2 separate regions of the Homo sapiens genome follow, and region 2 is linked to region 1. Evidence: chromatin contacts called from ENCODE Hi-C or POLR2A ChIA-PET data. All regions are on one chromosome and are shown on one strand. The core of a region is the stretch at or near the end of the contact, and the rest is flanking DNA. Distances in the headings are between cores, read along the strand shown.

Region 1 (6,340 bases), core at 3,025-5,524:
GTATGGAGAAAGATCAACTATCTTTTCAGTAAGGAACAAAAAAGTCTGATACAGTGGAGAAAACTATTCTAGACAGAAATTTAATACAGTTATGTTGTTAGAATGATTGTTCTATTTCTTTTGTTGTTGCTTTTGTTTTGTTTTCTGAGACGGGGTCTTGCTCTGTCATCCAGGCTGGAGTGCAGTGGCGCCATCTTGGCTCACTGCAGCCTCCACCTCCTGGGTCCAAGCAGGTCTCCCACCTCAGCCTCTCGAGTAGCTGGGATAACAGGAGCGTGCCACTGCGCCCGGCTAATTTTTGCATTTTTAGTAGAGACGGGGTTTCACCTGATCTCAGGTGATCCACCCACTTCGGCCTCCCAAAGTGTGCTGAGATTACAGGCATGAGCCACCGTGCCCGGCCAATTGTTCTATTTTTGATACTTCTCAGAGCTTTTAATCTCTTTAACTTAAAAGAACAGTCACCCAGGCTGAATACGTGGTCTCAGTGCAGAATTACACGAAAGAAATTTGGCCCAATTTGTCTCAAAGACCCTTACAACTCCATCAAGTAAGAGAGGGAAGGGATATTGCATGAACATAGCAACTATCCCTGCTTTCAAGTGGTTTAGCAGGTTAGGTAGAACCATTTACTAGAAAAGGGTGCTGAAAAGAAAATCCAGAGCTGTCTTCTGTGTTAAGTCGGCTGGGCACGGTGGCTCATGCCTGTAATACCAGCACTTAGGGAGGCCGAGGCGGGCGGATCACAAGGTCAGGAGATGGAGACCATCCTGACTAACACGGTGAAACCTCGTTTCTACTAAAAATACAAAAAATTAGCCGGGTGTGGTGGCGGGCACCTGTAGTCCCAGCTACTCGGGAGGCTGAGGTAGAATGGCGTGAACCCGGGAGGCGGGGCTTGCAGTGAGCCGATATCGCGCCACTGCACTCCTGCCTGGGTGACAGAACGAGACTCCGTCTCAAAAAAAAAAAAAAAAAAAAATCATCTAGTCACAGAAAACCTGAAAATAAGTTGACAAGATGTAAACTAATGGGAACTCTTAAAATTGGTAACACTGCTTGGAAAATGAATTTAGCATTTATAACCTTTTAAAACTGAACATGTGCATGCCCTACAACCCATCAATTTCACTTTAAAGCATTTATGGAAAAAGTGCACCATGGTGCATTAACAAGCAAAGTAGTCAAAATACTTGATTTTAAGTCGTAGACATTCACCAATCAGACCACCAGTTAATCGGAACTTGAACCAGCTGTAAACAATATGGCCTTGCAGAGGCGTTCCCCATGGCATTCACAGTAGCAAAAGGATCCAAATGCCCAAAAAAATGACCCAAATGCCCATTGACAGGAGCATTGGTATATTATGGTATATTTCTAGAACAGAAAGCAACAATGAAAATGATTCACAGTGTTATGCATTAGCATGGCTAAATCTATGAGGAATACTGAGGTTGAATAGTTCACAAATAAAACTTGTGTTTTAGGATACGCAAAGAAAAGAGAATGGGAAACAGTCGCCTCCTGGGGATCATAATGGGAGAAGGAGGAGCATACAGAATCTCAACAGTATTGTTGATGTCCTGTCTCTTGGATGTTAGGTTCATGTGTTTTGGTAGGCGGTGGCTTCACAAGTTTTTATTATGTCTCAGCCTCCATATATGCTACATGTATTGTTTTGTACATTTTTAAAGTATGTATATGATCCGATTCATATATAATTGTATCTGTATACACAAACATTTTTATTTTAAAAAGCTGGTTAATAAGATTACATAAATGATAATTTCAGAAAATGCTACAGGAATTCAAGCATGGCACACAGCCTGCACTTACTAAGCACTCAAATGATGATGAGCTGATTAATTTAAGCTGGGTCTCAAAGGCTGGATACCAGACAGAAATTTTAAATGAGAGTGATGAAGAGAGCACACTACAGTAATATGCAAGGTCAAAGAAGTGGGAAAGTTCAAAACAAGTATGAGTGTTTCTCTCATTCTTACTGGATAATAGGAGATACATTTAGGAAAGGAGAGTTAGGAAATTAGAATGGGGACAACCTGGAGGCACTGCAGGACACAGTGCAGGAGATGATCAAGTTATGGACAATCAATGCTTTTTTAGTGGGGAAAAGCCATGCCTAGAGACAAAGGAATAAATTGTTCAGTTAAGTGTTTTGAGTTCTCATCCAATCCCAGGTCAAATGAAAAGAGGCAAGAAGGAAGCTAACAACACCTACTGTGGACCAGTGCACTGCTAGTTTGCTCGCTATCAAATTCGCCCCAGACGCTTTTACAGAGTAGGTGGTATCACCCTACTTTTACATTTAATGAGAGGTGCCAGGGTTAAATGATTTGACCACGTTCATACAGCTAGTAAAATGGTAGTACCTGAATTCAAACCAAGTGTATATGATTCTAAAGTATATTCACTTTTCTCCACACACCAACATAGTTTAAAAAACAAAACAAACTCAGGAATGAGAACACTCAAGAAGGCTTAGTTGGTAGTAACCCTTTACTTGAAGTCAAAACTTAAGCAATAAGCTGCTTCCCTGATAGCTTAATGAATATTTATGTGTATTTGCTGGCTTTTATATGCAAATTTTACATGTTTCCTTTGTAAAGATTTTGGGATCCTAAAGAACCTTCTCATAACTGTACTTTGTGCGTTATACAGCCACTTGCATTTCCTTCATGGCACAACTCACTGTGCCTTGTATTTTAGTTGTGTCCATATCTGTCTAGCTTGGAAGCTCTAGAAAGGTAAGGCCATGTTGTCTTCATCATTGTGGTACTTGCCATGCCTCTGTGTTTTTCATGTAGCGGACATTAATTGTTCAGTAAATATTTTATACTCGAGGCTGGAAATTAATCATCACAACACCGGTACCTTGCAAAAACAAGGGGAAGAGCAGAGAGAAGTCAGGAAGGATCCTTAGGGAAAAGCTAGAGGAATGAAGCTTGAAGCAGCCATTTTCCTCAAGATTTTCACAACCAGTTGATGCTTCTTGGCCCATTCTCCCATTTATAGGCCAGGGAGAAAGAGTCAAGGGCATGTGTAAGGAAAAATAAGTTCCCAGTTGGCCCCCTCCTCGTACTTGTAGGTGAATTTGTCATTATTGTGCTGTGTGTGGAAGCACAAGAAGGAAGGAATTAACTCGTTCTTCAGAACTGCTGATTGAGGAGCTATTTGCTGGAAGTACCACAAGTAGGCAGAGCCAGGTTGCCTTTTAAGAGTAATCATTGTATTAGCCAAAAAATCTGGAAGCAATCCAAATATTGAAATGACTTAAATGGTCCATCCACTCTGGAATATTATGCAGTCATTGAAAACGTTTCGAAAGACTAGCAACATGAAAAAAGCCGTGATATGGAGACCAAAAAAAAAAAAAAAAGATTTACACTGGGTGTGGTGGCTTAGGATTGTAATCCCAGTGGGAGGATTGCCTGAGTTCAGTTCAAGGCCAGCCTGGGCCACATAGGACTCTGCTCTACAAGGCATGTTTAAAAATTAGGCGGGCGTGGCGGCACCTGTGGTCCCAGCTACTTAGGAGGCTGAGGCGGGAGAACTGCTTGAACCCGGGAGGCAGAGGTATGCAGTGAGCCGAGATCGTGCCACTGCTCCAGCCTGGGCGACAGAGCGGGACTCAGTCTCAAAAAGAAAGAAAAAGCCGGTTATACCTTAGGAGGGACATAAGGAAAGGATGGGATCAAAAAGCTGTTTAGAATTCTTTTTATTTGTTCATTCAACATGCATGTATTAAGCACCCACGTAGTCAAAGGCTAGGACAAAGCCAAAAAGATTACTGCTGCAGATTCACAGTTACAATAGAATGGCCCCTTCTCACAAGAAGCCACCGTATTCACACGTTGTGCTTTTCTCAGTTCAAGCGGCCTCTTCCTTTTGAGTAACCAGGGTAACCACGCTGTGCCCGCGTGTGCCGGGCGGGGAGGGGAGGCCGCAGCCCCAGCCCCGGGGGCCTGGTTGTCTAATCGAAGGGAAGTAAACGGCCCCAACGCAAGCCTGACTGCGAGACGTGCCCAAGGGAGGTAGGTCGAATGAAGAGGGTTGTGTGAGTTTTGCGCGGGCAGGCGGGATAACGGAGGAGGGAGGCCCGCGGCCGAGGCTCGGGCGGGCGGGGGGCAGGGAGGGGCGGGGTTCGCCGGCGCGCACTCCCAGGCAGGCCCCGCCCCCTCGGCCGGCTGTGCGCGCTGATTGGCCCCTGCCGGCCTCGCGCTCCCTCGCTCCGGGTTGGCGGGAGACCTTAGAGCGGGTACCGCTGCTGGCTAGCGACCGACGAGCAACCGTCTGAGGCCAGGAGCGCTGCGACGGAGCCTTGACCGCCGTTGCCCGGCCCTCTCCCGCGCAGCCCCGGGCTTCCGCAGGTACCTGTGCTCGCCCCCGGGAAGGGGCCTCGCAGGCGAATCTCCAGTTTCGAGTGTGCCCGGTCCCTGGGTTCGCTCGCCGGCGACCCCACCGCCCGCCTTAGATGAGAAGGCAGCGCTCCAGCCTCGTCCTCACGCCGCCTCCCGTGGGCGCCCTCAGCTGCCTTCGCGGCGACGACACACGCGCTCCCCGCAGCGGGCTCTGGGCTGAGGGACCTGGCGAGGGAGGCAGTGGCCGCGCAGGTTGGGGCTTTGGCCGCCCTCCGCCCGGCGGCGTAGCGGGTGAAGGTTCCAGGGGAAGGACGGGCAGGGCCGATACCGGAGGCTGCTCCCGAAGCTCGGCCGTCTGCTCGGAGGGAGGGCCCTGGGCAGGCGCTCCCGTCTCCACGTGTGCCTGCCGCCTTTATTGTGGGAGGAATGGAGATTTGGGGGGTCTTTTTGATAAATCCTACCTCCTTATGTCCCATTAAACACCTCTTTTTGTCCCCAAGATCGTCTGCCCCAGAATTTTGAGATCTGAGCTGCTGTGTCTCAGTACCAGGCCCGTAGCTCATTTCTCAGAATTCACGAAGATTCTCTTACATGACATCCAGTAGGACTGGAGGGCCCCTAGCCTCAATCTTTTAAAAAGCCTTATGCCGAGTTGGGCGAATCCTTGAGGCCAGGATTCGAGAGCAGCCCACAGCGAAAACCCCGTCTCTACAAAAAAATAATGAAAAAAAAAATTAACCGGGCATGGTGGTGCGCACTTGTAATCCCAGCTACTTGGGAGGCTGAGGCGGGAGAATCGCTTGAACCCTGGAAGCGGAGGTTGCAGTGAGCTAAAACCCGTCTCTACAAAAAATAACTTAAAAAAAAAGTATCCTGGCATGGTGGCGGGCGCCTGTAATCCCAGCTCCTCGGGAGGCTGAGGCGGGAGAATCGCTTGAACCCGGGAGGCAGAGGTGGCAGTGATCCGAGATCGCCTTATAGCTGGGGTTAGCTGGTTTTGTTTTCTTGGCAAGGTGACGATAAGTAATACTGGAGTGCTTACTATGTGTCAAGTGTTTTACACATGATTTTATTTAATATTTAAAACTGATTTACTGGTTAAAGAATATGGGACTTTGATGTCAGTTCTGCATTCAAATTCTAGCTTTATCACTTACTATGAGCCTTTGGGAAATTTCTTAACTTCTTTAAGCCTCAAATTTCTTATCTAGAAAATAAGGATAAAATAATACCTACCACACAGAGATGTTTTGAGAATTAAATGAGATAATGCATGTAACACATTCATCAGTGTCTGGCACATATTCTCTGTGTGTGACTGCATTCATAAGGAAGTTAAGGCTTACTTGCCTGTCCTGACTGAGTTGCCAATGGATATTGCTATTAGGTTTTTCATATAGGCAAATGAATCCCCAGACAACTTCTGCTTGTTTCATATTATGGCTGGGAACCACCACCCTTTATATCACCCCCCAGAGAAGAGGTTATTTCAGATGCCTCTAGAATTTTTGTGATTTACTTACCAAAAAAAAAAGAAAGAAAGAAAGAAAGAAAATCCCAAACATCCTATTCAAGTATGAATCCTGGTATGATTTTTTTAATGTTCATGGAGTCCATATAAAAATTCACTGAAGGAGGCCGAGCATGGTGTCTCACGCCTGTAATCCCAGCGCTTTGGGAGGCCGAGGCGGGCCGATCACCTCAGGTCAGGAGTTGGAGACCAGCCTGGCCAACATGGCGAAACCCCATCTCTACTGAAAATACGAAAATTAGCGGGGCGTGGTGGCAGGCTCCTGTAATCCCAACTACTCAGGAGGCTGAGGCTGGAGAATCGCTTGAACCCAGGAGGCGGAGGTTGCAGTGAGCCGAGATCGAGCCATTGCACTCCAGCCTGGGCGACAAGAGCGAAACTCCGTCTCAAAAAAAAAAAAAAAAAAAAAATTAAAGGATTTTACCTGATG
Region 2 (6,967 bases), core at 4,136-6,635, 160 kb before region 1:
CCCTGAAGCTGCCTTCGCCAGCCTGAGCCCAGTGTCCCAGGCTCTGCATCTGTAAAAACTGGAGTAAGAGTACACATTTTGCTTATCTCACGGCGCTGCTGAAAAATAAGGAACCGTGTGTGAACCTCTAACTCTAAAATGCTGCACAACTGAAAATGGCCTTTTTCCTCGGTGAAGAGTTGGGATAAGGCCCAGACTGTTGGGGAAGATGTGAGACCCAGAGATGAGTTTGGGGAAATGGGGTAATAACATATGGGTGGAGAGTGCCCGCCTTCCTCTCAGGGAGGTTCATCACCTTATCTCTTTCTGTCACAACAGAGAACCCGGAGGACCTATACCCAGTTCCGTGTTCTTCTGGGCTTCAGTGTCTGTTTCTATACAATGGGAACAGCATGCATTCCCCTGCTTTTTCCTATAGACTGGAAAACGTGGTGACCAAGTCACACATCCCAGCTTATGCTCCCGGCTTAAGACAGTGTAACGACAAAGGTAACCCTTACACTCCTGGTTTGAGACAGTATAACGACAAAGGTAACATAGGAAGTCAAGGAGTTCGCTTCACCGCCCCTCCCCCCACCCCACCCTTTTTTTTTCCTGCAAGTTTCTATTCTTCCCGCAGCTCCTACCTCAAAGCAGCATGGATTCATAACCACAGGCTCCCCTCATTAGGGCTTGGGGAGGGAGGGTGTTGGAATCCACACTGCCAGAGTAATCCAGACTAAAACATCAACAAATGGTCCCAGCTGGTTCACCAAGGAACACTTGGCAAAACAAAGAAATCCTGTCTGGAGCGACACGGACACAGCCACAAACCAGTCACCAAATTCCCAGCAAGTATGTGCTAAGAAGCCAAAAATTAAAAATACGTGAGAAGCACCCACTTGAAATTGGTGGTATTACATACATACACTGGCTGTGCGCCATGGGGTTTTTCTGTAGGAAAATGTCCAGTCTAGCTAGAACGGCACCCACAGCCACACCATGAGCAAAGCCACCAAATACCTGAGGAAGCCACAGTCCATGGCACTCCCCATGGAGGCTTCTGAATTCAGAAAAGATAGATTCCTGTGACTTAAACCTGGTCCAAGTCTTCCTAAAGGACATGGAACTTTGAGCTCTGAAAAGATGGAGAATGGTTACCAAAAGCAATGAGGTTGTCGAGACTGGGAAAACTCCATGCAGATGGAGAGATGAGCATGGTGAATATGGGGACCAGGAAAAATGAGGATGGATGAGCCAGATATGGGTTAGAGGACATGATGGAAAGGATGAGGAGTTGATAGCGATTACATTGTTGTGATGGTTGTAACATCAGGCTACACTTGACTAGGGAATATAAATGTTAGTGAGAAAAGATTTGCACAAAGAAAATGCTAATAAAAGTTGACATAAAGTGCTTGTGCTGTGGTGGGCACCATGGGGCACAATAATGAAACTTCACACATCCCTATTACCATTCCCTTTCTACAGAGAAGGAAACCAAGACTCAGGGAAGAAGTAACTGGCCCAGAGTTATACTTTGATTACATAATGCGACATTTGTCCAAATGAATACTGGAGCCCAGAGTAGGGGGGGTAACCCAGAAAAATAAAACCGCCACTGGTTCCAGCAGTGAATTGGGCCAAATTGCAAATAAATGTGGTATAAAATAAAGATCTAGAATGTCTGATGGCACCATTGTTCCTCTGCTTTCAACTGGTCTGAAAAACTCAACTATCTCTAGTTAATAATCTATGATTTTTTTTTTTTTTTTTTGAGATGGAGTCTCGCTCTGTAGCCCAGACTGGAGTGCAGTGGTACGATCTCGGCTCACCGCAACCTCTGCCTCCCGGGTTCAAGCGATTCTCCTGCCTCAGCCTCCTGAGTAGCTGGGATTACAGGCATGCGCCACCTTGCCCAGCTAATTTTTCTATTTTTAGTAGATACAGCGTTTTGCCATGTTGGCCAGGCTGGTCTCAAACTCCTCACCTCAGGTGATCCGCCCACCTTGGCCTTCCAAAGTGCTAGGATTACAGGGGTGATCCACCGTGCCCAGCAATAATCTATGATTTAAAACATTATGGGGACTAAGATTTCTTTTGCTAGTGTATGTGTGACATTATAGCACAAGCTTGTCCAACCCACAGCCCGCATGCGTCCCAGGATGGTTTTGAATGCCACCCAACACAAATTTGTAAATTTTCTTAAAACATTATGAGATTTGTGTGTGTGTGTGTGTGTGTGATTTTCTTTTTTAGCTCATCCCCTATCTTTAGTGTTAGTTAGTTTAGTGTTAGTGTATTTTATGTGTGGCCCAAGACAATTCTTCCAATGTGTCCCAGAAAAGCCAAAAGATTGAATACCCTTGTTCTAGCAGCTAATAAATCATTTAATTAGGAAAAACAATCCCTGTGAGAATCAAATGTAACAACTAGCAAGATTAGATCCACATATTTTATATAACAGCAGCACTGAAAAAAAGACTATGTATGTTTAGAAAGATAAAAGACAAAAGGAATTTAAAACATGAGGCAAGAACACCATGTTATTTTTTAAAAATAAAGGCAGATTTGTGAAAGAACTAAGAACCAGATAAAACTTCCAGAAATGAAATACATTGTTATTAGAGAAAAATAAACTTCAGTAAATGTGTTCAAATAGCAGGCTGGGCCCTTAGTGAACCAACATTTGTGTGTTTACTGTATACCCGGTACTGTTTTTAGCAGTAAGTCTGTATTTTTTATTAATTCTCACAATAGCCCCTTGAAGTAGGTGCTATTATAATCCTTACAGAGAAAATGAAGCATGTCCTGTATCTTTTCAGTCTTTTTGTAAGAATTAAATGAGATAAAAACAATACTCAAAAAATAGGTATTCAATAATTAGCTCTCTCTCTCTCTCTCCTTTCTATATCAGTATTAATTCCAATACAATATGATTCAGGGGCTTTGTAAAATAATCGCAATAATTAAAATATACTTGGCACCTTACAGTTTACAAAACATTTTAATATGTTCTCATTTGATCCATACCACAAACTTGTAAGATAAGCAAAGTACAGTACAGTGGTTCCCCCGCTTATTAGTGGGTGATACATTCTTTTGTTTTTTCTTTTTTGAGACAGAGTCTCGCTCTGTTGCCCAGGCTGGAGCGCAGTGGCACAATCTCAGTTCACTGTAGTCTCCACCTCCCAGGCTCAAGCGATCCTCCTGCCTCAGCCTCCCAAGGAGTTGAGACTACAGGCGCACACCACCACGCCTGGCTAATTTTTCTATTTTTTGTAGAGACAGGGTTTCAACATGCTGCCCAAGCTGGTTTTGAACTCCTGAGTTCAGGTGATCCACCAGCCTTCGCGTCCCAAAGTGCTGGGATTATAGGTGTAACAGGCCACCATGGCTGGCCTATTAGGGGATACATTCTAAGAATCCCGTGGCTCAGTGGATGCCTGAAACCATGGATAGTGGTGAACCCTATATATACTATGCTTTTTCCTATACATTCATACCTATGATAAGGTTTAATTTGTAACTTAAAGTGAGATGAACAACAATAAAAGAATTATGATATACAATAAAAATTATGTGAATGTGGTCTGTCTTGCCTACTCACCCTTCTTGTTTTGATGTTGGTGTGAGATGGTACCATGACTACGGGATGAGATGAAGTGAGGGGAATGAGGTTAGGCTACTATTGACTTTCTGACCTTGAGGAACTGAAACCACAGAAAGCAAAATCGTGGATAAGGAGGGGCGACTATATCATTAAGAAAATGTACCTCAAACTTAGAAATAAGTGACCACATGTCCTGTCAATGTTATTTAACAATATTCTAAGAAATATTTAGTTATCTAGACCGTACCTATGTTTGACTTTGTCATTTATTACTATTTAATTAGAGCTTAACGCTACGAAATTATGTTGACTTGTGGATTTCTGACCGGCAAAAAAGATAACCTCAAGGTTATGGTTTTATGCCCCTATAGCACATTATCCAGTTTTGTGTCTATTAGCAAAAGCATTTCAGCTTGCCAGGGCTTAGCAAAAGCATGACACTCAATTGTTCCACTACCACCACTCCCATCTTCGTGCAATGCTCAGAAGACACTGAACAAGTCACTCTAAGCTCAATCCACTGTTCTGGCAACTGGCACTGTGACATAGCAAGGGCCTGTCTGCTGTCTTGGAGAGGCCTAGAGTCTACTACTATTGGACCCTGGCTACGTCACCCAGCAAGAAGTATGCTGCTGTCAGAACAATTTCAAACAGTGCTCAGGGGAGTAGACACAGAAAAGGAAGTGAGGAGGATGAAAAGGAGAGGAAATTAAGGAATCCCCTAAATATTCCCATGTTTTAGTCATTTGAATTTTATTTTTATGATCAATTAAGATCTGAAATACAATCAACCTCAATGACTGAAGAATCCGCACTCCCCAGGGAGTAGGGGATAAGATGGGAGTGAGAAAAGGATTCTAATCCTGAGTAGTTAGGAATGACCCTATTTCTTCAACTGTAACAAAATGGGATAAAAGGCTGTCTGTGGATTAAATGAGAAAGTGTGTGAAAGGGTCTGGCATAGAGCAGGTGCTTGATAAGTGAAGCTGTGGTTATTCTCATTCCTCGTGTGCAAGCCTGGGCTGGAAGTGTGTCCATTAGACCTGCCAACCCCCGCCCCTCCCCACCATGCTCCACCACACATCACCCACCCTGGTTCTCCAGATATTTTCATCCAAAGCCTGGAAGAAAAGTATTGGCCTTATGCTACTGCCTACAGGGAGGTCCCTCTGTTGAGTGGAACAACTAAGGCTGCAACTGTGGATCCCACACTCCAGGGTGGGCACAGCACCCACACAGCCTGCCTTTGACTGCTCTTTTGAGCATTGTTAAAAATTCTATTCTGAGTTGTCTGTCTTCACTAATGTCCCAAAAAGCCAATGAAAGCACCTGATGGTACAGCCTCCAAGTGCGAGCATCTTGGGTGGGCCCTCAACTTCAGGAACATCTCAGCATCCAGGAAGACAGGAAGGGCAGGCTCCCAACCACCCCCCAAGCCCCAAATCACCCTGGGAGGCAAATGCCTTCTCTGCCACTTCTGCCAGGGGACTTTGTAACACAAATATTCAGTCTGGTCTGAGGTTAAATTCATTTCTAGACTTGATTTCAAACGTGGCAATGGGCCTGAGGTCTGCTACCAGCTGAAGCAAGTCCCCCAAGCCAGCCCCTGTCAGGACTACCCCATCCTGACCCAGACCGAGGACCGGTGGTGGAATTTGTGGGGTCTAGTGCGAAGTTAAAATATAGGGCCCCTTGTTGAAAAATGATTAATTTTAAGACAGCAACAGCAGAGCATTAAACCAAGCATGAGGCCCTTCTGAATATGAGTCCCTGTGTGACTCATGGGTCACACACCCACAACGCTGGCCCTGCCTAAACCCTTTGATTCTCTGTGCTCTTCAAAAGCTGGAGTGACAGGCCATGACAGCACCTCTGTCCTCTCTCTGTGGGCAGAAAAAGGGAGGAGGCCAAGAGGTCTCAACCACCTAGAGAGGAAGGTGGTATGGCCCCATGGCAGAGGCCAGGATGCCTGCAGGGCAACTTGGTTTTTTCCACTTGCTGGGAAAACTGCTCAGAGCATGTTTCCTGTGACCAGAGGATCGATGATAACGTCATTATATATGGAGGCTCAATTACGACCTTTCTTTTCCGGTTCTAATTCTGCAACTCATTTTACACAGCAGGGCACATGATCAGGATTCTCTTTGGGTCTGAAATCCCCTAGGGAGACAAACACAATTTCCCAAATTGTCCCCAGGGCAGCCTTCCTTCCAGAATGCACCACAGGTGCCTGTGAAATCAACCCCACTGGCATCCTAAGGCTGATTTCTACCTCACAAGGCTGGTGCGAGAATTTGGGGTGGTCATGAGTGTAGAGCCCAGAGCACTGCCTGACTCATAATCAGCCCTCAATAAGTTTAGATATTATTAGCGTTAGTCATACATGCCTCTTCCATTTTCATATTTTTGATTGCTTTTGTTGTTCTGCCAAATGATTTATTCAGTATTTCCCCCACCCCAAATTGATATTTCTGTTGTTCCTATGCCAGGAATACCTTTTCCCCTATACATCTCCATTCCTTCCGTCAGCCACTCAGCCAACACGGCTGAGCCTCCTGATGTGTCCCGTGCAGGCCATGAGGAAACCTGGATGAGGAAGGCACGGAACTGCCTCCAAGCTTTCACAGTCTGCTGCAGGGATCACCACTTTGACAATGTACCTGCACCCACAAAAAATATTAGCACATGCACATCAACATAGAGACTTATTTATAAGTTTTAGACACAGTTGTCCCTCCATACCCATGGGGATTCATTCTAGGATCCTCTGTGGGTACCAAAATTCACAGCTGCTCAAGTCCCTGATGTAAAATAGCATAGTATTTGCATATAACCTATGCACATCATCCTGTATACTTTTTTTTCTTTTTTGAGATGGAGTCTTCACTCTTGTCGCCTAGGCTAGAGTGCAATGGCACAACCTCAGCTCCCAGGTTCAACCAATTCTCCTGCCTCAGCCTCCTGAGTAGCTGGGATTTACTGGGATTACAGGCGCACAGCACCACACCTGGCTAATTTTTGTAGTTTTAGTAGAGATGGGTTTAACCATGTTGGCCAGGCTGGTCTCGAACTCCTGACCTCAAGTGAAACACCTGCCTCAGCCTCCCAAAGTGCTAGGATTACAGGTATGAGCCACTGCACCTGGCCTCCTATATACTTTAAATCACCTCTAGATTACTTATAATACCCAATACAATATGTTATGTAAATGTTGTTATACTGTATTGTTTAGAAAATAATGACAAGGAAAAAGTCTCTTCATGTTCAGTACAGACACAATTTCTTTTCCAAATATTTTCAATTCAAGACTGATTGAATCTACAGATGCAGAACCCATAAATATGGAGGGTTCACTGTATATAGGTATTACTACAT

What was found. A loop is a pair of places that touch in the nucleus more often than their neighbours do. ChIA-PET counts read pairs that join two places held with the same protein, here RNA polymerase II (POLR2A). Pooled maps may share reads with other maps.
Region 2: a loop to region 1 is called in a pooled map, with 2.1 times the contacts of the local background. The contact joins the enhancer-like site here to the promoter of SPDYA in region 1. A Hi-C loop is called at or near these places in 3 of 50 pooled maps. POLR2A ChIA-PET finds 5 or more read pairs at or near these places in 2 of 52 experiments (Caco-2 and WTC11).

Annotation. Positions count from the first base shown.
Region 1 is chr2:28,806,560-28,812,899 of GRCh38, forward strand. It overlaps SPDYA (speedy/RINGO cell cycle regulator family member A), which reads left to right and starts at 4,275. Exons shown (of 8, transcript NM_182756.4): 1 at 4,275-4,388. RefSeq lists silencers at 3,876-4,025, 4,056-4,305.
Region 2 is chr2:28,644,231-28,651,197 of GRCh38, forward strand. No RefSeq gene overlaps it. Among named protein-coding and RNA genes, the nearest start is that of PPP1CB-DT, 100 kb to the right of the region's middle. Within about 2 kb of position 5,386, at least 12 of the 41 ENCODE cell types and tissues checked have a DNase peak (open chromatin) inside an H3K27ac peak, as active enhancers do.